2 separate regions of the Homo sapiens genome follow, and region 1 is linked to region 2. The links are chromatin loops, found by intact Hi-C in ENCODE. Cell type or tissue: chondrocyte. All regions are shown on one strand. Each heading gives the region's core, and the rest is flanking DNA. Links, peaks and the distances in the headings are about the cores only.

Evidence for each region. Peaks named below come from ENCODE experiments on the same cell type or tissue, not always from the same donor. Only the 100,000 strongest peaks of a DNase experiment are listed, where the experiment ranks them.
Region 1: a loop joins it to region 2, with 4 times the contacts of the local background. A loop is called at or near these places in 12 of 110 quality-filtered maps.

What each region holds. Positions count from the first base shown.
Region 1 is chr7:55,498,302-55,510,246 of GRCh38, forward strand. All of the region lies in intron 2 of VOPP1 (VOPP1 WW domain binding protein), which reads right to left. Among named protein-coding and RNA genes, the nearest start is that of VOPP1, 68 kb to the right of the region's middle. In chondrocyte, for the core only: no CTCF peak of the experiment used is centred there; no DNase peak of the experiment used is centred there.
Region 2 is chr7:55,443,286-55,455,230 of GRCh38, forward strand. It overlaps a transcript of VOPP1 not described here. Among named protein-coding and RNA genes, the nearest start is that of LANCL2, 84 kb to the left of the region's middle. In chondrocyte, for the core only: no CTCF peak of the experiment used is centred there; DNase peaks (open chromatin) are centred at 5,439 and 6,231.

The sequences.
Region 1 (11,945 bases), core at 1,805-9,804, 55 kb after region 2:
TGATGGCACTATCACTGCTCACGCTGCCTCCCTCCCCTCATCCCCCAACGTGTCTGAGGTTTCCGGGCCCCTGGCAGGCCACAGCTCTCAGGGGTGTGCTCAGAAGCTGTTCCCAGAGAGCTGCCTGAGCATGGGCAGGTGAGGCACTCAGGTGAGGCACTCGGTGCCCTCGACATCCCTGCCCTGCCCCAACCCCACGTCCTCCTTGAAGAGAGAAGATGCCATGAAAGTGCAAACCCTTCCGTTTTACAGAGAAGTTTTCACTAGAGCGTTTCGAGCCCAAGCAGCAATGGATTGGCAGGGATGTGGGGAGGGCCACTTCTCTACAATATTAAACCATTACCTAATTGTGATCTAGGTTCCTGCCAGTTTTTTTCCTTTAAAAAAAAGTACCTGGGAGAAATATACAATTCAGCCTAAGGTCTTGGGCACTGAATGTGTAGATTATTGCAGTACAAATAGGCTTGTTTTATGTAGAAGTATGTGTAGAAAACTAGTTAAGATGCAAAGTGAGATAACAGCGGCCTGGAACTCAGCAGACCCAAGCTCCAAAGCTGCTCTTCCCTGGTTGTGCACCCAGTAGGCCCAAAGCTCCTGGAGGTGGTGCTGCCTCTTTGTAAACACCCCGCACCCAACGGCAGCTAAATCCTCTATTGTTTCAAGGACAAACTGGGCTGAGAGACACTCCCTCCCCACTCCACCCCCACGCCATTCCACAGACAATATGGCAGCATTCATGTACAGTCTTCCCCTGGCCCATGAACATGAATCCCTACCCAGTACCCAAAGTGTTGTGATTTCCATGAAATGCTCCCATTGGCTCCCACTGAGAGTTACCTAAATGAGTGCTCAAGAATGTTGCTGGTCCTGGCCGGGTGCAGTGGCTCACACCTGTAATCTCAGCACTTTGGGAGGCCAAGGCAGGTGGACCACTTGAGGTCAGGAGTTCGAGACCAGCCTGGCCAACATGGTGAAACCCTGTCTCTACTAAAAATACAAAAATTAGCTGGGCATAGTGTGTGCACCTGTAGTCCCGGCTACTCAGGGAACTGAGGTAGAAGAACTGCTTGAACCCAGGAGGCAGAGGTTGCAGTGAGCCAAGATCGTGCCACTTGCACTCCTGACACTCCATGCATCCACCAAGGGGCTACTAGGAGCCTGCTCTGTGCTTTCCTGAGGGTGGAGCAGGGAAAACCCAGAGGAAACCCCTGCTGGGGAGGAGCTTTCTCTCTAGAAGGGGGAGAAAATAGTAAACGAGAAAACATAAACTGTGTTAGACAGTAATAAGTTCTTCTGTGGTGAAAAATGGAGCCGGCACCGGCAGGTTGAGAGCACGAGGCAGCAGGGTGCTCAGGGAGGACATGTGCAGGAGGTGACGTCTGAAAAGAGAGCACGCAGGAATCCAGTCTGCCAATGAGGGAAGCTGACACAGGGTCTCAGTGCTCGGGACGGGGGAATGCTGGTACCCCTGGTTCCACGGCTGCATGCTGGAGATGAGTGCAGGAGCACAGGGTGTGAGGGGGAGTGAGACACCTGGTCTGGCTGTTTCTGCAGGCCAGCGCCCTGCACAAACAGTACCTTCTGCAATTCTCCGAGGCCTTCCCCTAGAATCTCACTGGTGTCGGTTGATCAATGTGTGTGTGCCTGTGTGTGTGGAAGAGAAGGGAGCAGTCGAGGGAGATGAAGGACTTCTTGCTTTTAGGGTGGATGGAGTTCAGACAATTAACTGTAAACTAAAAGAGGTGGGACCGTTTCCTCTCACGAATGTGCAAAGACAGGCGTCCTCAGCACTCCAGTGAGGTTCATGGTGAGTTTAGGAGTGTGGAAGGCAGAATGCAACCATGGCCCGAAGAATTGCACCCCTCAGAGAACCCACCCTGCATAATCCCCTCCTCTTCAGTGGGCAGGACCCTGTGAATACCAGATGGCCACTCCCACAATCACAGAACATTCAACGAGATGGTGTGTTATCTAAGTCTCTGCCCTTGCAGACTGGAGATTCTCCTGCTGGCTTTGAAATAGTATTAATAGCAGCCACGTGAGAGGGCCATGTAGCCAGGACTGAGTGTGGTCTGCAGGCACCAACAGCAATCCCAGCAGGACCTCAATCCTACAACCACAAGAAACCGAATTCTGCCAACAACCCAAATCAATTCGGAGGACTCCAAGCTCCAGGTGAGAATGCAGTGCAGCCCACTGCTTAATCTCAGCCTTGTGAGGTGGCCCTGAGCCCAGAACCCAAATGTGCTTTCCCAGACTTGAGATCTACAGAGCTCTGCAGTAATAAGGGTGTGCTGTTTCAGTCTGCTACGTTTATAGTGATTTACTACACAGCCACAGAGTCAAGAAGAACACAGCTTACAGGTTATGAGCACTTCTTATCTTACACCAGGCTAAATGCTTCACAAACGTCTTGTTAATTTTCAAAACATCCACATACAAGATAAAGTATTATTAGTGCCATGTTTGAAATAAGCTTAGAAGCAAGACGTTAGAGATGTTGCACCTCCAGCCCAGGTCACTGTCTGCAGAAGCGAAGAGTGGACTTGGCCAGCATTTCAGGAAAGCATTTTGCACAGATGCTGCCTCTCCAGTAACATGGAGCCTTTCATGACCAAAGGGTCACCTTCTCTATCCCCACTTGATTTTCCTATTCTTCTTTGGCCCTGCTTTTATAACCTGCTGTGGAAATTTCAAAGACCATGGTAACAGAGACAATGTGAAAAAAACAGACCCTTGGGCAAATGACAGGAGGTCCCTGAGACAGGACCCACAGACAGGAACTCAGCAACCACTCTTTAATGGTGCTTGCATGGTTCTTTGTTCAGCTTGGAACTGCATACTGACCAGAAAGATTTCCAGAAAAACCTGTATCATATGATGTCAGCAATGCGCTACAATTAGCAGGTAACTTAATCATAGAGACATATAATAAAGATGCGATATGAGGTGAAAGGACGGCGTCGATTTGTAGTGAATGGCGGATGCCCCCACAACATTAGCTGTTTTCAGCAGACATCCACACACATGCACAAAAATCTATGTGTGCCAGGCTGTGACATAAGGCACACTTCTTCACAGCTGCTGCCAGGGAAGCCCCAAGTTAAAAGTGGACAGGCTCAGTCTTCTGGTGTGTCCAGGACTGGCTCCATTCATCCTCGTGGAAGATTCTGGGTGGCCCTCAGGCTCAGGTCTCCCTGACTGTAAGGTCACTTTCTGCTGTTAACAGTGCTGGGCTAAGGTCTTTCGGTCCTTGTCTTCTGTCTAGGTGGCAATGGCTTTAGTCAAATGGCTCTTACCATTTTTACGCCTAATTCTACTATATATTGTCCTCAAGTGATCAAATTCTAGAAGATACAACACTCATGAATACCCTCTCAAATTGGACACTCAGCTCACTGCCTAGCCATGAACAGCCTCCTCTGCACGTGCTGATGGTGAGGGAGGGGAATAAGGGGGGTGCAGAACAGAGACGACATACACCTGCAGCTTAGGGGGAACTGGCCATGATCCTCTGAGCTCCTGCTAGTTCCCTCCCATTGCTCCACCACCCTCTGCCACCAAGATGCTCCTGTGTGTCTCTCTCTCGGGTTTTACTCCAGACTGTAACAGCTCTTATATCTGTGCTCTAGCTCTGAGCACAGCCAATGCTTAAGAGGTATTAATACTTGGGTCCCTCCAATGCTGGCAGCCATGCACTTGATATAAAAGAGGAAAGCAGGTATACACTAATAAATTTAGTGACTGAATCATTTTTCATGAGCTGAATTTGCTAAAATGCTTCCCTTTCAGCTTTACACTTGTAAGGAAGCATTTGCTGCCTGGAAACCTAAGCCCTATGGCATTCTATTTCCCATGCTGGAGAGAGCAGACTACCAGCTTTCAGACATATGTAGAGCCCTCGTCCAGAATTAACACACATACACCCCTCAGCCTGAGAACATACCCGTCCTAGAATATTTGGAGTATAACGGATTACAAGTTCCTCTTTGTTGGCAAGATACAACATCTATGTGCTCTAGCTCACTTTTCAGAATCCAAATTTGGAACACCAGCAGCAAATACACGCTGTCAACTGATTATCTCTTTCTTCTCTCAAAACACAGGAACCCTTTATGCTCCTTCCATGAGCTGAAGACCCATTCACTCTCCGCATTCTTGCGGCTCATCTGCGGCGCTGGCCCGGCTCCCATTGTGGATGCTGGCAGGCCCCAGCTACTCGAAGGAGCACACAATTACCCAGGTGCTGACACTGTTACCCCTTTTCTGTCTGCTGCTTTCTTCCTTTTGAAGCTGCTGGTAAATTGGGGCCCTAAGCACACACACCTGCTGATGTTCCAAAGAGCTGCAATTACAAAGAGATATTCACTGCAACACTGAGCTTAATTAAAGTAGTAAACATTACCAGGCAGTCGAGCACACTGAAGATGCCTATCATGGATGCATCAAGTCAAATACTCCTACTGCCCTAAGCCTCAGAATGGCAATGCTGCTCCCAAGGACGTCGCAAGACTACACCTTTGCAGAACAGATCAGGATGGAGAAAACAGCAAGGGTTTTTCATCTCGTTCTTCTCTGTGTGCCAGATGTATAAACTGTCAGACTTGCCATAGAAAGGAAGAAACATTACTCTTAACTAAATCCGCTCCACAGCATATCTAATTATAGTCCTGAGACTCTGAAATACACATGATACTTCAAAAGAATGAAAAGATCACGTATAGCAGCAGACATGGGCCCCTGGACTTACTGCCTGTTAGCCAAGTATTCCTTACTGTACCCCTGGATACAAATGTAGATTTCTGCTGAGGTCAGAGAATGGGTAGTCCACTCTGAGCAGCTGCTGACAGGTAATTAGGTATATTATAGAGATAAAAGGGTGCCTGCCTTTTATCTCAATGATAGGACCTGCGGTCCCTGGGATTCGTCATGTAAAAGGAAATGTATGTCTGAGAGTCTACGGGCCACGATTTAGACAGGTGTCAGAGCAACAAACAAATGCAAACAACAGGTGGTCGCTGTGGGAGTTTTTGGAGCCTAAGAAGGAAGCATGTGTTATGCTTAGTCCTGCACAGGAGGAAAGAGGGTATGGCCACTGGACACATTTAATTCTTAGCCTTTGGGTTACATAAATCTCACGAGAAGGAAAGGATAACATACTAGGTCAAGGAATGTTCAGTGTTAGTAAAGTCACAAAATCTTTCTATGTAAAAAAGAAAAAAAGCCAAAAGTCAGTTTGTAAACCTTTCCATGTGTTGTTGCTATGGATGGAAAGTGTCTCCCCTAGACCGGTGTGTTGAAAGGCTACCCCGCAATGGGATGGTGTTAAAAGGTGGGGCTTTTGGAAGGTGATCCGGTTACCAAGGTGAAGCCCTCGTGACAGGGTTGGGGGTCTCTGTAAGAAGAGCCATGAAGAGGGCTTGCTGCTTGCTCCACTCCCCACCACGTGAGGATGGAACAAGACAGTGCCTACGAACCACGGACAGAGCCCTCAACAGACACCAGAGCTGACGGAACCTTGGTCTTGGACTTCCAGCCTCCAGAGCTGTGAGAAATAAACACACATTGTTTAAGCCCCACAGCCTCTGGTATTGCTGTTACAGCAGCCTGAACTTAAGCACCACTTTAGCAGTAATTGTATTTAAAAGGATTTATAGAAAAATCATCTCTGCATCTGGTGGAGCAGCTAAAGTCGGAGTAAAATATTCAGGGTGCGGGTCTGGAGATAGAGTTGGTGGGGACTGTAACTTTTTTGGGGAGTTCGAGAATCCAATCCTTTCTCCTGCCTGCAGGATTAACCCTCAGCAAACCTTTCTCTTCACTAAGCACTTGCTGGTACAACAGCTCCTTTCTCCCATCCAGTCCCAGTCTCTCAATTTGACAGCTGGTCTGTTCTCCTCAATCACACTGCCCCTGCCAGCTAACCCTGCTTTTTACACTACTCATTATTACCTGCATTCTCCACAGAGCTGAGCCCGCAGCACATACTTGAAGGAGGCTTCCCAATTTAGAAGCAGGAAGTACATTCAGGCTTATCACTGGCCTTCGAATTAGCTACCTATGAGAAATTGGGCTCTCCAGAGAAACTAAACACAGAACCCTATAAAGTTTCAGCAGAAAACTCCAAAGGATACATGAGCCTCTGGGGGAGCAGAGGAAGACTCGGTCCTTAGCCACCCAGTGCCCCAGCAAATCTCCTTGTAAGGACTGCAGAGCTCTGTGCCTCACCTGGATCAAGGAATCCACCCGACCATTCAGTGACTGACCTTCCCCTCCAACCTGCCCAGGCAGACGCTGCCACTCCCTGCAGCAAGGCCCCAGGGCAAGTGCCTTCCATGACCATGGGCACTGTTCCTTGTGCAGAATCCAAGGCAGGCCCCACTAGGCTGATTCATGACTCACACAGCCAGTCTTTCTTTCCAATGTCCAAAAGGACTCGCATATTTTCCCAAGCCTTCTCTTCTCCAGGAAACAATGCCTAGCTTGGGCAAAATTATGGTTTCTCTTTATTAGGAAGAATCCCAGTTTACTCTCATTTCCACACTTATTGGAGCTTCAGGCAGGATTAACCTTTTTAACAACTGTGACACAGCCAAATCCTAATAAACCTTCCATCAAAACTTCCAAGTTCTTCTCAGTAAGTTCTGTCTTCTCATGCTGTACGGATGCAGTACAGTCTGGGACCCAAATATAGGACCTTATGCTTATCCATAAAAAGGGTAAACTTATGCAATCTGGCCCATTACTTTTATCCTGTCAAGAGCCTTTGGATCCTCATTCTGTCACTCAAGGCATTCACTATTCCTTCCAGTTTTCTGTCACTGACATGAAGGATATGAGTCAAGTTTTGCTGGGACCCAGGACTGCTGAAGGCCACCCAGGCAACTTTGCTCCTCCTCTCTGTGACAATCACACACATGACTTAGAATGGCCACGTGCAATAATCCACAGTCGGGTCAGGGAGAGACGAGACTGGGGCCTGAAAATGAAGAGGAATCTTTCCATGCCCTGAAGCTGAAATCCAAAACCTGAGACCTTCCCAAAGTCCAGCAGTCTGCCTGCAGAAAGAAAACCAAAGGGAAAGAAAGAAGGTTGCACCACGAAGTGAGTCCTGGCTTAGCTGCAAGGACTCTAGGAGTGCGCAGAAAAGGAGGGTGACGTGGTAAGACGGAAAGGTGACAGCCCATGAGCTCAGCCCAACTCACAGCCAGATGCTCTCTACTCAGATGGAGCAGATCGGTTTCAGCATCGGGATTAAAAAAATGGGCACGTGCATTTTATGGTAGGTGAATTGTACCTTAATTTAGAAAGAGAGAGGGGGAAGGAAAGAAGGAAAAAAGGAAGGAAGGAAGGGAGGGAGGGAGGGAGGGAGGGAGGGAGGGAGGGAGGGAGGGAGGGAGGGAAGGAACTTGTACATATGATCAACATTGCAAGCCTTCCCTATTTTCATTCAAGTCAATGCTAAAGTATTGATGATTAAGTCAATGGTGAATTCCATTAGAGACATTTCTTCTATGTTGAGATTTTACTAATCATAATTTTATAAATACAGCTATTATAACAGTTACAAATCCACCTAACTGGACTATTACTGATCTCAGCAGAGATGCTATCAAACATCTCTATTAAAACAGGACAGTGTCAGATCACTGATGCCCCGTCTCACGGTCCCATAAAAGACCAACCCAATAGGACCTTAGACAGGCAAACCCAAATTAATTTCAATCGAGCACAAAACACCCTTTTAATAATTTCCTGACGCCTTCGAGAGGTCCCCATTGCTCTGGCGACTGTCCTGACAAGCCCACCTCCCATCTCTCACCCAGGTCCTTCTAAAAATCTCAGCCTGGTGGGCTGTTTGTCTCTGGGCACACTGGTGCCCAGGGCATTCCTGCCTCTTCCCTCCTAGACAAGTCATCTGTGATCATCAGGACATTCTCCCACTAACTCTTGCAAGCTCACTTCCCTTTCAGATGACATCACTGCCTCACACTCATCTCTCCCAATGATAAGTCTATTACGCAAAAATGTATTACTCATCACCATTTTTTGAGATGGAGTTTTGCTCTTGTGGCCCAGGCTGGAGTGCAGTGGCACGATCTCGGCTCACTGCAACCTCCACCTCTTGGGTTCAAGTGATTTTCCTGCCTCAGCCTCTCGAGAAGCTGGGATTACAGGTGTGCGCCCCCACGCCCAGCTAATTTTTTATATTTTTGGTAGAGACGGGGTTTCGCCATGTTGGCCAGGCTGGTCTCAAACTCCTGACCTCAGGTGATCCGCCTGTCTTGGCCTCCTAAAGTGCTGGGATTACATGCATGAGCCACTGCACCCAGCCACAAGCTTCTTTTTTTTTTGAGATGGAGCTTCGCTCTTGTTGCCCAGGCTGAAGTTCAATGGTGCGATCTTGGTTCACTGCAGCCTCTGCCTCCCAGGTTCAAGAGATTCTCCTGCCTCAGCCTCCCAAGTAGCTGGGATTACAGGTGTGCGCCGCCATGCCTGGCTAATTTTTGTATTTTTAGTAGAGACGGGGTTTACCCATGTTGGTCAGGCTGGTCTAGAACTCCCAAACTCAGGTGATCTGCCCACCTCAGCTTCTCAAACTGCTGGGATCACAGGCACTTTGAGCCACTGTGCCCGGCCCCACAAGCTTCTTTATAATATTACTTAATACACTTATGCATTTCCAGCCTTAATATGGCATAACCTCCTGGGTCATATCCTGGCTTTGCCTTTAGGAATCCAACCTACCCCAGGAAAGCTCTCTCATTTGAATGAGGCAGCAGAAGTCCCAGCCCATACATGTGGATAAAACTCAAACCAGGAGGTGGTTCAGGCAGAACTCCAGCAGCCTCAAGAAACACCTGTGAGGAGTGCTGTGGAAAGTAGTGGCTCTCAGCACAGGCTCACGTCAGAACTGTCCAGCAGCTTTAAAAACACCCGTGCCTGCTGGCTGGGACACACTCCTCAGGAGATTTCAGTACACGGCAGGGCTGAGAACCAAAGACCTAAATCTGGAGCCCTCTTGCCTGTGACTCTTTTCTTGGTGCTGGGAAGGAACATGTGGTGGGTGAGCTGGTGGGTGGGGGGTGTTGTTCTGGCTTTTCTGAGCAGGTATATTTTTTTTTAACAGCTTTATTGATATATACTTGATATACAAAGAGCTGTGTACAATCTGATGAGTTTGGTCATATGCAAACACCCAAGATACCACCACAATGAAAGTCTAGGCATAATCTGATTACTTGTAATATTGTACGTCTGCGAGAAAATAACATTTTTAATAGAACTTTCATCTTTCCAAACACAAGATTTTAGACCATTTTATCTGTCTTGCTTTCAAGTCAAAAACTTCACAGACCTGACTATGAACTCATGGTTCTTTCTTTCCTGTCAACCTCAGTTGGTAATCCACATGATGTCAGAATTGTCCTCCTGGCCTGACATGGTTTCCCTGACGGGCAGGGAGGTGCCTGTGTGTTGAGACGTGTGGTCCCATTTTGATGATGTTTCAACTTTTATTTGGTCAACACATCCCATGGCGAAGTCAAACATCTCTGGGTTCTAAGGAGGGGGCCATCACTGCTTTGATGAGGCCTGAGCCCGAGACGTTGAGGGTGGGAAGATGGCTGCCCTGTCAATCATTCCTTCAGAGACACAGTTATCACCAGAAAATACCTTCTCTGACTTGTATAAACCCAAACTAGTTGCATTCAGGGTGGCATACAGGATTTACCTAGGGAAATTTTACTTGTATTTCTACCATGGGAGAAAGCATTACAAATACTTACTAAAATCACTAATATTAGCAGACCAAATGGGGTAAAAAGTGCTCATTTCTTTGCCATTTTAACCCTTGAGGAGCTGCTGCCTTGGAGCCCAGATGCACCCAGAGTTAAAGTGAAGAGGTGAGGTAAGATGGACCAAGAAGCTCTTAAATTACTGCTGAACTTTGGTAACTACGGAGTTTTTTGTTTTGTTTGTTTTGACACAAGGTCTCACTGTGTCACCCAGGCTGGAGTGCAATGCTGCAATCATAGCTCACTGCAGCCTCAAATTCCTTGGCTTAAGTGATCCCTTCACATCAGCCTCCCAAGTAGCTAAAAATACAGGTGCACACCACCACGCCCAGCTAATTACAAAAATTTTTTCTACAGATGAGGTTTCACTATGTTGCCAGGCTGGTCTCTAACTCCTGGCCATAGTGATCTTCTTGCCTTAGCCCAAAAGTGTTGGGATTACAGGTGTGAGCCACTGCACCTGGCCCAGAGTTTTTGAAACTCCACCTTTGTGTTTCTGGGGTAGAGGTTTTCCCTCTTTCTCCTTTCAGTAAACTGCTGATCATTTAAAATTAGTTCTATTCAAGCCTATCCTGAAAAACAATCCTCCTAGTTTCTGGTTGACTAAATATAAGGTTAAAAAAATAAATTCTGGCCATATGTCTCTTTCAGAAACAGTTATTACCAGAAACCACCTTCTCTGGAAGGTGTTTTTCATTTTCCATACTAAAGTGAAAAACAGAAGTCTGCCTATGAGCTCAGAAGTCTGCCTATGAGTTCATAGTGAGATCCTGTCTCTATAAAAAAATCTTTAAAATTAGCCAGACGTGGTAGCATATGCCTATAGTCCTAGCGACTCAGAGGCTGAGGTGAGAGGATCGCTTGAGTCAAGGGGTTTGAGGCTGCAGTGAGCTAGTACTGCACCACTGTGTTCCAGCCTAGGTGACAGAGCAAGACCCTGTCTCAAATTTATTATCAATTTTAATTTTATAATAAATTTCCTATCATTGAAATCACACAGGCATGATAAATACTAAAGTAATGAGCTGAGTTTGGCAATGAGATCAGGAAGGGAGATGAGATTCTAGTACCTAAAAAATCTGGAAACCTACACTGAGGTTCACACCTGGCTTACTTTCTCAGCTCTATTTTTACTTGAGTTGGTCTTAGTCCATTCAGGCTGTTATAATAAAATACCACAGCTTGGGTAATTTATAAACAACAGAAATTGATTGCTCATAGTTCTGGAGGCTGGGATGCCCAGGATCAAGGCCCAGCAGATTCAGTATCTAGTCAGGGCTCCCTGCTTCATAAATGATGTCTTGCTGCTGTGTCCTCACAGGGCAAAAGAGGGCAGGGGAGCTCCCTGCAACCTCTTTTGTAATCCCATTCACGAGGACAGAGCCCTCATGACTTAAGTCACTTCCCCAAAGGCCCCACCTCTTAATACTAATACATTGGGTGTTAGGTTCCAACATAGGAATTTTGTAAGGACACACATATTCAGACTATAGCAGCTGGTTAGCTGTTATAAGCAAATGCTCAGAACTCTTAAGTCTACATTCCAGCTCTGGACTACATCCTGCCCTCTTCCACCTCTGCTGCAAAAGTGAATTCCTCACTGGCTCCATTTCCTGGGTATTCTGCAAGAACTCCAAACTCCACATGCATATATGACATTCTCTGCTCAGTCTTCTATTGAATCTTTCCCGGAACCTATTCTTTTCATGGTCTCTCTCTGTCTTCCCAACCAGAAACCTCTGATTTATTTGACTCCCTTTACCTCTATATCGACTCTTCTGTGAGATGCTTTTCATGCCCACCGCCTGTTCCTCTGCCCTATTTCTACAGGAGTTGGACTCTGTCTTGCCTTTACTACAAACACAACCTCCTCCCCTTTAGACCAGAGGACCGTGTCGTCATACTGTTCCTAGACCAAAATGAGGGTCAGGCTGCTATTTCTTGTGGCCCAATAATAAGATGCAGATGAACTGGGGAGGAAGAGAATTTTTATTTCTGCAACCAGTTACTGGTAGAAGGCCTGGAAATTATGGCCAGACCAACTCAAAATTACAAAGTTTTCCAGAGCTTATATACCTTCTAAGCTATATGTCTACCTGTAAGTGTGCATCATCTAAAGACATAAGTGATTAACTTCTTTTACATTAT
Region 2 (11,945 bases), core at 1,889-9,888:
GGCTCACGCCTGTAATCCCAGCACTTTGGGAGGCTGATGCGGGCGGATCACAAGATCAGAAGATTGAGACCAACCTGGCTAACACGGTGAAACCCCATCTCTACTAAAAATACAAAAAATAAGCCAGGCGTGGTGGCGGGCGCCTGTAGTCCTAGCTACTCGGGAGGCTGAGGCAGGAGAATGGCATGAACGCAGGAGGCAGAGCTTGCAGTGAGCCAAGATCACGCCACTGCGCTCCAGCCTGGGCAACAGAGAGAGACTCTGTCTCAAAAAACAAAACAAAACCAAACAAACAAACAGAAAACAGATAAATGTAAATACTGGTTGGATCTGTAAAGATATGAAGGAATTATTGTCCCTTTTTTTTTTTTTTTTTGAGACGGAGTTTTGCTCTTATCACCCAGGCTGGAGTGCAATGACACAATCTCGGCTCACTGCAACCTCTGCCTCCTGGGTTCAAGCGATTCTCCTCCCTCAGCCTCCTGAGTAGCTGAGATTATAGGCGCACATCACCACGCTCAGCTAATTTTTGTATTTTTCAGAGACTGGGTTTCACCGTGTTGCCCAGGCTGGTCTCAAACTCCTGACCTCAGGTGATCTGCCCGCCTCAGCCTCCCAAAGTGCTGGGATTACATGCATGAGCCACCATGCCTGGCCTATTGTAATTTTTAATTCAGATTGATATGTTGCCTGCTGAAATATTTATAGATGAAATGTTCAGGATTTGCTTCAATATGATGCAGGGAAGGGCCAGAAGGAGTGTAGATCCATAAAACAAGACTGGCCCTTTATCTATTGCTGTGTGATAAATCACCCCAATAAGTGACAGCTGCCGTACCCGGCCGTAACTTCTTTATTTTATAATTTATCTACTGTAGTCTAGAGCTTTGATGATGGTTTGGAGGCTTGTCCCATGTCATCAGCTTAAGTTAGAGATCATCGGACAAGAGTCATGTTGGGTTATAGGCCCACCTTATTCCAGTATGTCCTCACCTTGACTAGTTACATCTGCAATGACCCTATTTCCAAATAAAGTCGCATTCTAAGAGTCCAGGAAGGACATGAATTTTGAGGAGACACTGCCCAACCCAGTACATTCTTCATGTGTGCCTGTTCACATGGCTGCTTGAGTCCCTATGACATGGCAAGGATCCAAGAGAGTCCAAGGCAGAAATTGCAACTCACTTTATCAGAAGTCACACACCATCACCTCTACCGCATTGTATTCAGTGTAGAATTGACTGCACAAGGGCACAAATATCAGGAGGCAGAGAGGATTGAGGGCCACTCTGGAAACTGGATACAGGACTCATATCCCTCCACCTGAAAAATACACTCTGCCCTCCCCAGCTCCCATGTGTTCACCCCATTGTGGCATCAGCCTCTGCTCAGTTGCTGGGGCACAATGCCTGCCAGCTTCGTAGAAACTCTTTTTTTTTTTTTAAATCTAAACAGTTGTCTGAGGCATGACCCCAGAATTTTCTCTTAACAAAACTCTTAACAAGAGATTTTACAAGCTATACCCTTGATTTTCTCTTTATACCATATTTTTCTGACAGTACCTTGGGTTTTATTTTTGCCTGGAAGCCATTTCTTAAATTTGGCATTATTTGCCATCTGGAAGGTCTGAGAATTTTCAAACCAGCCTGACTGCTTTATGTTTAATAGCCCTCTCTTTGGCTTCTTTCTCTGACATTTCTTCTTGCTCTTTATGTAAAAAGAGGAGGAGCCAGACAACATCTTTGACCTTCTGCCTGGAAATTTCCTGATAAGTCACTGGGTTTATTAGGTACATTTTCTATTTTCTCTCTTGGAAGATGTATCTTGCATAACAGAACAGAAGAGGGGGTGAAACCATTTTGTCATATCTGCTTTAGCACGTGTGCTCTTTCTTTTGCTCTCTCTCTCACTTTCTCTACACACACACACAGACACACACACACAGACACACACACACAGACACACACACACACACACAGACATACACACACAGACACACACACACACAGACACACATACCTGCTGCATCATTTGAAAATAAGCTGTAGACATTGGGACCCCTTACTCCTACACACTTCATATGCCTCTTCTAAAAATAATAAACTGCCACATAATCATAATACCAGTATTGCACCTGAGAAAGCTAACAATGATTTTGATAATACTATGTTGCATCCAAGCCATATTCAGTGTTCCCCCAATTGACTTTGAGGTCTGTATTGTTTTTCAATCAGGATCCAGTCTAAGTACATCTTTTATGTTTCTTTCATCTCTGTCAACCTAGGACAATCCCCTCAACCTGGTGTTTTTGTTTTGTTTTTAATGGTGCTGACTTTCTCAGGACTCCAGGACTGTTGTATGGAGCTTCTCCTTTATGGGTTTGTCTGCTTCTTTCCCTCTGGTGTCATTTAACTTGTTCTGCAATCTCCCACTTCCTATAAACAGGAAGTTAGGTCTACCCTTTAGAGCTGTGGTGTCCAATATGGTAGCCACTAGCCACATATGGGTATTTATTAATGAATTTAATTTGATGAGGATTAACTTAAATTTAAGAATTAAGTTCATCGGCCTTACTAGCCTCATTTCAAGTGCCCAGTGTTCACATGTAGCTAGTGGCTATGTATTGGGCAGTGCCTGTGTAGAACATTTCCATCCTCATAGAAAGTTCTATTGGATAACACTGTTGTGGAGGTATCCAGGTGAAACTTTTTTTTTTTTTTTTTTTGAGACGGAGTCTCGCTCTGTCGCCCAGCCTGGAGTGCAGTGGCATGATCTCGGCTCACTGCAAGCTCTGCCTCCTGTGTTCATTCCATTCTCCTGCCTCAGACTCCCAAGTAGCTGGGACTACAGGTGCCCGCCACCACGCCCAGATAATTTTTTTGTATTTTTAGTAGAGACGGGGTTTCACCATGTTAGCCAGGATGGTCTCAATCTCCTGACCTCGTGATCTGCCCACCTCGGCCTCCCAAAGTGCTGGGATTACAGGCGTGAGCCACCGCGCCCGGCCGAGGTGATACATTTTTGATATGAGTACTACTTCAGTGATACTGGCACTTCATATTACATCACATGAGAAGTGCTGGCTGGGAAGTCCTGTGTGCCCTGAGGGACTACTGTAAACTGTGCACATGTAACTTAGAGATACCACACCCTTCCCTGCTGTAGACATTCTTCTCTGGTCCTGTCAGCCTGGATGCTACATCCTGTGATGGAAAAAAATTTCTAGGGAAAACAAAATAATTTTAGAGCTGCAAGGGAACTTTGGTATTATTTTATAAACAGCAGAGGAAACCACACCCATAGAGGTTCAAAACTTGCCCAGGGTCACTGATAGCTAATTGGCAGCCAAGGATGATCTTCAACAAACATCTTCTTATCCCTGGCCAGACTCATATATCAGAGTTGAAGTAACTTGTGGCAACTGACATCAGTTGGTACTACTAACAATCATAAAATTATGTTATGAGTATTTAACAATGCCAGGCACTGTATCTAGCCATTATAACCATTACTTCACAAGATTCTCACAACCATCTCATAAGGAGGTTAGTAACAAAACAACTGAACAGGAATTTATTCTTTCAGATGATAAACCTAGAATTGGCTCACTGCTTCAGAAGTTCAGCAATAAAAGCTGATGTCTCTGTGATTATGTTGGCCTTTCCCTCTTTGTCACAGGATAGTTATTGCAGCTCTAGATATCACATCAGTGATCAAAGCAGGGTGAACGGGCTTGTGGCAATGCCAGCAACCCTTATCCCATTTATGAGAAAAGTGAAATCTTCCCCAGGGGCTCCAGTGTGGAGTTCTATGTGCAATTCATCAACCAAAACTGTGTCATGTGATGCCCCTGCTGCAAGGGAGACTGGACAACTGAAAATGATAGGTGGCTTTTCCAGGTACTATAGAAGAATCAGGCAAGGCGTCAGATTAGGAACAGCAGCAGTTGGGTAAACCAAGCAACAGTGGAATTGTTCTATCCTGATTCGGATTGGGGAACTGATGCTCAGTGTGGCACAATACCTCCCTGCGCTTACCCGGCTAGTGAGGGGCACAGCTGGTTTGACTCCCAAGTTCACGGTGCGTAAGGTTTGCTCACTGAAGAAATGTAAGGAGGACTCTGGTGTTGCTTGGGTTCGGGGCTGGTTCAAACACTTAAACAATAGGTGAGGTCTGTATGTCCTCAAAGGACAGGGGAGAGACTGACCCCAGAGTGATGCCGCCACCTAAATAAGGAACTGAAGGCAATTCAAGAGGAGGGCTGTCTGAATGGTTGTTGGGAAGTGGATACCTAAGAGAACTACTATTTTCTCCATTCAATATATGTTTAATGCCATATTTCATATACATATGCATTTAATGCAGTATGTATGCTATAAATATACGTGTACATATACATATGTATCTCTAGTGCAATATTTCATATAAATTTTGTAAATACAGATTTAATGCTATGTTTCATATTTTCTCCCTAATCCTCTCTTCTCTGTGACAGCTTAATCCTGCCAGCCTTGGTTTTGCCAACCATGGACCCTTTCAAGAAGGTGGTTTGTGTAGGTGGTGAAGAACTCTTGTAATAAAAGAACAGAAAATGGGGCTGATTTTTCTCCCTTCAAATTGGCAATTATATATGAACTAAATCATTATAATTACAACTCATTGTAATTATGGCAAATCACTGTCATTCATTAAAAAACCATTATTCATTATCATTCACTCAAAATCATTATAATCATTATAATGATTTTCCACATATAATTCCCAATAATAAACAGTGTTGGCAAAGGCTGGCAGAATTCATAATAATTCTTCTGAAGGTAATATTTGTCAAAAGCCCTAAAATATGTACATATACTTGGACCCAGCAACTTAAATCCAGTATTTTACTCTGAGGAAATAAATGTGGATGTACGTAAAACATAGTGACAAGCATGCTCAGCAAAGCATTATTTATAATAGAGAAAAATTAGCAAGAATGCAAGCAAGAAAACAGATTGGAGAAATGTATCAATATCATAAAGTTCAAAATGAAACAAAACACATGGTAAAATTATAAAAGCAAAGAAATTATAAACACAAAATATGGGATAATAATGGGAGTGCAATGAGAAAGATTCATAGGGACCTCATTTCTATTTCTGAAGTGGGATGGGCGTACAGTGTGTTCATGTTATTGTATTTGGTCTGCATCATCCACAATTATGCCAAGAAACTGTGGGGCACCACAATAAAGGTTGATTTTTCGCTCGAGCCCCGGTCCTGGCAGTTGGCAGGAGATCTCAGCTCCACGCAGTCAGCCAGGGACTCAGGCTCCGTCATCTTGCATAGCCTGGAATCCTCCGCGGGATCCTCCACACCCAGGCTCCAGAAAGGGAAGGGAGAGACCTTGGGGCCTGGCAGCGCTGCAGGACCAGGTCTGGGGGACTCAGGTCTCCCGCATCCTATTCCAGTGCCCAGCGCGGCCCCAGCTCGCTGCCAGGGCGCTGGCAACGGTGGGCCCGGACGAGGGGGAGGCGGCGCCCCTGGCGAGGAGCAGCATTGCCACCGCAGCCACGCGCAGGACATGCCCACCCTCTTCAATGACATATTTTATTTAAAAGTGAAAAACAAAATGGGAAGAGGGGGTTAAATAAACTGGAACAGTTTAATCGCACTGAGATGCGATGTAATCCTTAGCAGGGAAGAGGGGACCGTTGAAATACCATGAAAAATATTGGAGTAAAACAGAGACTCCCGTGTGGGTCCCGGGCTGTTGGCTAGGGTGGCAGGCCGCGTGCATTTCCTCTCTCTGCGCCTCTCTCTGCTATGAGCACGAACTATTTTCATAATTAGATAAAAAATAAAGGCATGGGTTTGGTTTCGAATAAAGACCTTGAAGTGCTTGGCAGGTGTCCGCTCCCGGAGCGCCGCGGGTCCCCTGCTCCTGTCGGCGCCCGTGCCTCAGGCGGTCCCGATCCCGCGGCACAGGGGACGGCCGGGGAGGGCCCGCGCTTCTCCCGGATGGACCGGGACGCCGGCCTTCCGGGCCCAGGAGGCCTCCCATCCCAGTCTCCCGCGGCGCCACTGCGGCCCTGCCTCGTCCGAACCCCTCTCCAGGGACGCGCAGGTCAGGGACACCCGTCCACCTGCGTCTGCCATCGCTTCGGGGCCTGCCGGTGCCCGGTCCTCGTTCAGCTGCAGCGCCAGGCCCAGGCCTGCACTACGCCGGGGTGGGGGGCCGGTCTCGGAGAAGGGCGCGGCCAGCGGGCGCAGGACAGATGGGGAGACGACGCCCCAGCCTTCCCTCCCCAGGCGCAGGGGAACCCTGAAGGCAGCTGAAGGTTGGACGAAAAGCTGCCCCTCCCTGTGACTGGCTGGGGTCACCTGGAAGGAGCCAGCTGAGCTCCGACCAGGTTCCTGCAGAGGCGTTCTGGCCACCGAGCCTGTCCTGGGAGAGGAGAGCAGCGAGCAGCCTGGCCTCCCGAGGGGACAGGAGCCCTCCACCCCCGCACTGTGCCCTCTACCGCCCCTGCCTCGGTAGGTCCTGCCACCCTCCTGCGGCCCCTGCAGCCCCTCAACACGCCTACTTCTGGGCATCAGGGATGTCACTGGTGCCAGAGGTCCCAGAGACCTTTAAGTACAAACCTGTCACCCTTGAGGGGAGAAACAAACATGTCACCCTTGAGGCGTAGCACCCAGGTGGTCAGCAGACCTTTGGAAATGCGGTTGGATGAGAAGCCAGGATTTCTGCCCTCTGTCCGCATCTTACATTTCTGTGCACCCACACTGACAAGGATGGTAATAAAGAAAAAGACGAGCAACGATTGCATTTCACCTACTTCCATTTGCTGAGAACATCTCACTCCTTCCAGGGACCCCTGAGCTTCCCCTTGGGAGTTGGAGTCACCGACTTGTGGCTGGGGGCACATTTCGGGCAGGAGACCTCAGGCTGGTCCTAGTGTTACCTCCCCGACCTGGGGGTGTTCTTGAGGTCCCACCAGTCCTCCGCCTCTTCTCTTGGGTGTCCCCAGCAGCACCTGGATGCCATTTCAGGGCTGACCACCCAGCACTGGAACTTGTGTAACCACCCAGAACCCAGGAGCTGGGCATTTCCCTATGCACTCTGGTTCTGCACTGTCCAGTAAATCACTCACCAGCGCTACCAGCTCTTATAGCCCTTGAAATGTGGCCACTCCAAGTGGAAGTGTGCATTGAGTATGTGTTATACAAACTGGATTTTGAATATGGAAAAAAGTAACATTTCTCACTCACATACTTTTATATCATTACATGTTGAAATAATACTTTGATATATTAGGCTGAATATCATTAAAATAATTTTTTTGATTAATCTTTGTAATGAAAATTTAAAGCAATGCACTGGTTCACATCATACCTTTAGTGGACAGCACTGGTAAAGAATATACATCTAAAAGCTTTTCCCCACGTAAGCTTTAAAGTAAGATGCAAAATTCCTTTCTTCTACAAAAACATGAAGGATTGTCATTGGTAAGGGCTGCGCCCAGGCAGTTTTCACAGGTACACACTTGTTATCAATCTTCTGTTCCCATGTGCACTGAATACTAGGTCTGTGGCAAATGATATCAGCACTGTTTGTGATTTCTGGAGTCCAGGGAGAAAGACAAAGAGAGTGCTCTCCAACATTCCTGTCACTGTTGAAAACAGACCAAGCCACGTTGCTCCTCCTTCATTATACTCTTGAGACCTGCACAAGAACATACATCTTTTTTTGTAAAAGTGAAGCCTGGATCTTCAGGGCTGGCATCAGAGGGAGATCTCCTAGGGAGGAGATTCAACAGGACTCAAATCTAATTCCCTTCACCTTCTTCTTGCGGGTAGGGGGTGTCTTGACAATCATCCTTGCACCCACCACACCATTTATAGGAGGGCACTGGGCCCCTTCCACACAGGCACAGGAGTGGAACGAGATCCTTTCTGGACACTTCCGCACAGCCCATCTGAGACAGGAACATTACAATAAAAAGTTATGGGGTAGGGGGCAAAAGAAACGCCTGAAGTACAGGAATACCTGGGAAATGTTGCAGGTTCAGTTCCAGAACACCATAATTAAGTGAACATTGCAATAAAGTTTGAGTCATACAAATTTTTGGTTGCCCACTACATATAGAAGTTGTTTACATTATACTGTAGTCTATGAAGTGCACAACAGCATTATGTCTAAAAGCCACAATGTACATAGCTTCATTAAAAAATACTTTATTGTGGCCGGATGTAGTGGCTCACGCCTGTAATCCCAGCACTTTGGGAGGCAGAGGCGGGCGGATCACAAGGTCAGGAGTTTGAGACCAGCCTGGCCAATATGGTGAAACCCCCGTCTCTACTAAAAATACAAAAATCAGCTGGGCGTGCTGGCGGGTGCCTGTAGTCCCAGCTATTCAGGAGGCTGAGGTAGGAGAATCACTTGAACCCAGGAGGCAGAGATTGCAGTGAGCCAAGATCGTGCCGCTGCACTCCAGCCTGGGCGACAGAGCGAGACTCTGTCTAAAAACAAACAAAAAAGCTTTATTGCTAAAAATGCTAACGGTTATCTGGGCTTTCAGTGGGTCATAATCTTTTTGCTGGTGGAGGGTGTTTTCCCAGTGTTGACGGCTGCTAACTGATCAGGGTGGTAGTTGCTAAAGGTTGGACTGGCTGTGGCAATTTCTTAAAATAAGACAACAATGAAGTCTGCCGCATTGATTGACTTTATTTCAGGAAAGATTTCTCTGTAGCATGCGACGCTGTTTGACAGAATTTTACCAATAGTAGGACTTCTTTCAAAATTGGAGTTAAACCTCTCAAACCCTGCCACTACTTTACCAACTAAGTTTATGATATATTCTGAATCCTGTGTTGTAATTTCAACAATATTCACAGCATCTTTAGTAGGAGTAGATTCCATTTCAAGAAACCACCTTCTTCACTCATCCATAGGAAGAAATACCTCATCCATTAAAGTTTTACCATGAGATTGTAGCAATTCAGTCACAACTTCAGGTTCCACTTCGAATTATATTTCTCTTGCTATTTCCACCACATCCACAGTTATTTCCTCCACTGATGTCTTGAACCCCTCCATGAAGGGGTTCAAGTCATCCATAAGGTTGGAATCAACTTCTCCCAAGCTCCTGTTAATGTTGGTATTTTGACTGCCTCCCATGAATCACAAATGTTCTTAACAGCATCTAGAATAGTAAATCCTTTCCAGAAGGTTTTCAATTTACTTTGCCCAGATCCATGAGAGGAATCACTATCTATGACAGCTATAGCCTTACAAAATGTATGTCATAAACAATAAGACTTGAAAGTCAAAATGACTCCTTGATCCATGGGCTGCAGAATGAATGTGTGTTAGCAGGCATGAAAACAACAATAATCTTCTATGTCTCCATCAGAGCTCTTGGGTGATTAGGTCTTTTGTCAATAAGCAATAATATTTTAAAAGGAATCGTTTTTGCTGAGAAGCAGTGCGCTTAAAACACTAAGCTAACCATGCTGTAAAAAGATGTGTTGTCATCCAAGCTTTGTTGTTCCATTTATAGGATAAAGGCAGAGTAGATTTTGCATAATTCTTAAGGGCCCTAGGATTTTTAGAATGATAAACGAGCACTGGCTTCAACTTAGCTCACCAACTATATTAGCCCCTAACTAGAGGGTTAGTCTGTCCTTTGAAGCTTTAAAGACAAGCGCTGACTTTTCCTCTCAAGCTACAAAGTCCTAGATGGCATCTTCTTCCAGTAGAAGGCTGTTTTGTCTACATGTAAACTCTGTTGTCGAGTGTAGCCACCCTCCTCAGTGGTCTTAGCTAGATCTTCTGCATTACTTGCTGCAGCTTCTACATCAGCACTTTCTGCTGCACCCTGTACTTCCAAGCTATGGAGATGACTTCTTTTCTTAAACCACATAAACCAACCTCTGCTAGCTTCAAACTTTTTTTCTGCAGTTTCCTCACCTCTTTCAGCCTCCATAGAATTGAAGACTATATCAGCATTGTGTGTCACTGGAATAGCGCTTTTAATTTCCTTCAAGAACTTTTCCTTTGCATTCACAAGTTGGCTACCCGGTGCAAGAGGCCTAGCTTTCAGCCTGTTTCAGCTTTTGACATGCCTTCCTTACTAGACTTAATCATTTCTAGCTTTTGATTTAAAATGAGTGACATACAACTCTTCCTTTCACTTGAACACTTATAGGCCATTGTAGGGTTACTAACTAGCCTAATTTCATTATTGTTTGTTGTGTGTCAGGGAAGAGAGTGGGAAAGAGATGAGGGAATGGAGGGTAAGGCAGTCAGAATACACGTTTATTGATTAAGTACACCATCTTGTATAGGCAGAGTTATTGGCACCCTATAGTACAACACTAACATCAAATATCACTGATCACAGATCACCATAACAGTTATTTATTAATGAAAAAGTTTGAAATATTATGTGAATTACCAAATGAGACATAGAGATAAAAAGTGAGCACATGCTGTTGGAAAAAAATGGCACTGATAGACTTCCTTGATACAGGGTTGTCACAAACTTTCAATTTGTAAAAAACTCAATACCTACAAAGAGCAATAAAGCGAAGTACAATAAAGTGTGCCTGTAATATGAATGTACAAAATATAGTAGTTTTTGAGATCTTTTTTGGTTATTTTATTATTCATTTTAACTTATTATAAAATATTTTGAACATAAGAAGTAGAGAAAATAGTATACCAAATCCTCATTTATTCATCACCCACATCCAGTCCTTATTTTTAAAATTTTGTTAATAGACATATAACAATTATATGCATTTATGGGGTATATGTCATATTTTGAGACAATTATGCAAGGTGTAATGATCAAACCAGGGTATTTAGGATAGCTCTCACCTCAGTCATTTATCTTTTTCTTGTGCTAGGAACATTAAAAATTTTCTCTTCTAAATGGATAAATTTCTGGACACATACACCCTCCCAAGACTAAACCAGAAAGAGGTCAAATCCCTGAATAGACCTATAACAAGTTCTGAAACTGAGGCAGCAATTAATAGCCTACCAACCAATGAAAGTCCAGGACCAGAGAGATTCACAGCCGAATTCTACCAGAGGTACAAAGAGGAGCTGGGAACATTCCTTCTGAAACTATTCCAAACAATAGAAAAAGAGGGAATCCTCCCTAACTCATTTTATGAAGCCAGCATCATCCTGATACCAAAACCTGGCAGAGACACAACAAAAAAAGAAAATTTCAGGCCAATATCCCTGATGAACATCAATGCAAAAATTCTTAATAAAATACTGGCAAACCAAATCCAGCAGCACATCAAAAAGCTTATGTACCATGATCAAGTTGGCTTCATCCCTGGGATGCAACGCTGGTTCAACATACACAAATCAATAAACATAATACATTACATAAAGAGAACCAATGACAAAAACCACATGATTATCTCAATAGATGCAGAAAAGGTCTTCGACAAAATTCAATAGCCCTTCATGATAAAAACTCTCAATAAACTAGGTATTGATGGAACATATCTCAAAATAATAAGAGCTATTTATGACAAACCCACAGCCAATATCATACTGAATGGGCAAAAGCTGGAAGCATTTCCCTTGAAAACCAGCACAAGACAAGGATGCCCTCTCTCATCACTCCTATTCAACACAGTATTGGAAGTTCTGGCCAAGGCAATCAGGCAAGAGAAAGAAATAAAGAAATAAAGCGTATTCAATTAGGAAAAGAGGAAGTCAAATTGTCTCTGTTTGCAGACAGCATGATTGTATATTTAGAAAACCCCATTGTCTCAGCCCACAATCTCCTTAAGCTGATAAGCAACTTCAGCAAAGTCTCAGGATACAAAATCAACACGCAAAAATCACAAGCATTCCTACACACCAATACAGACAAACAGAGAGCCATATCATGAGTGAACTCCCATTCACAATTGCTACAAAGAAAATAAAATAC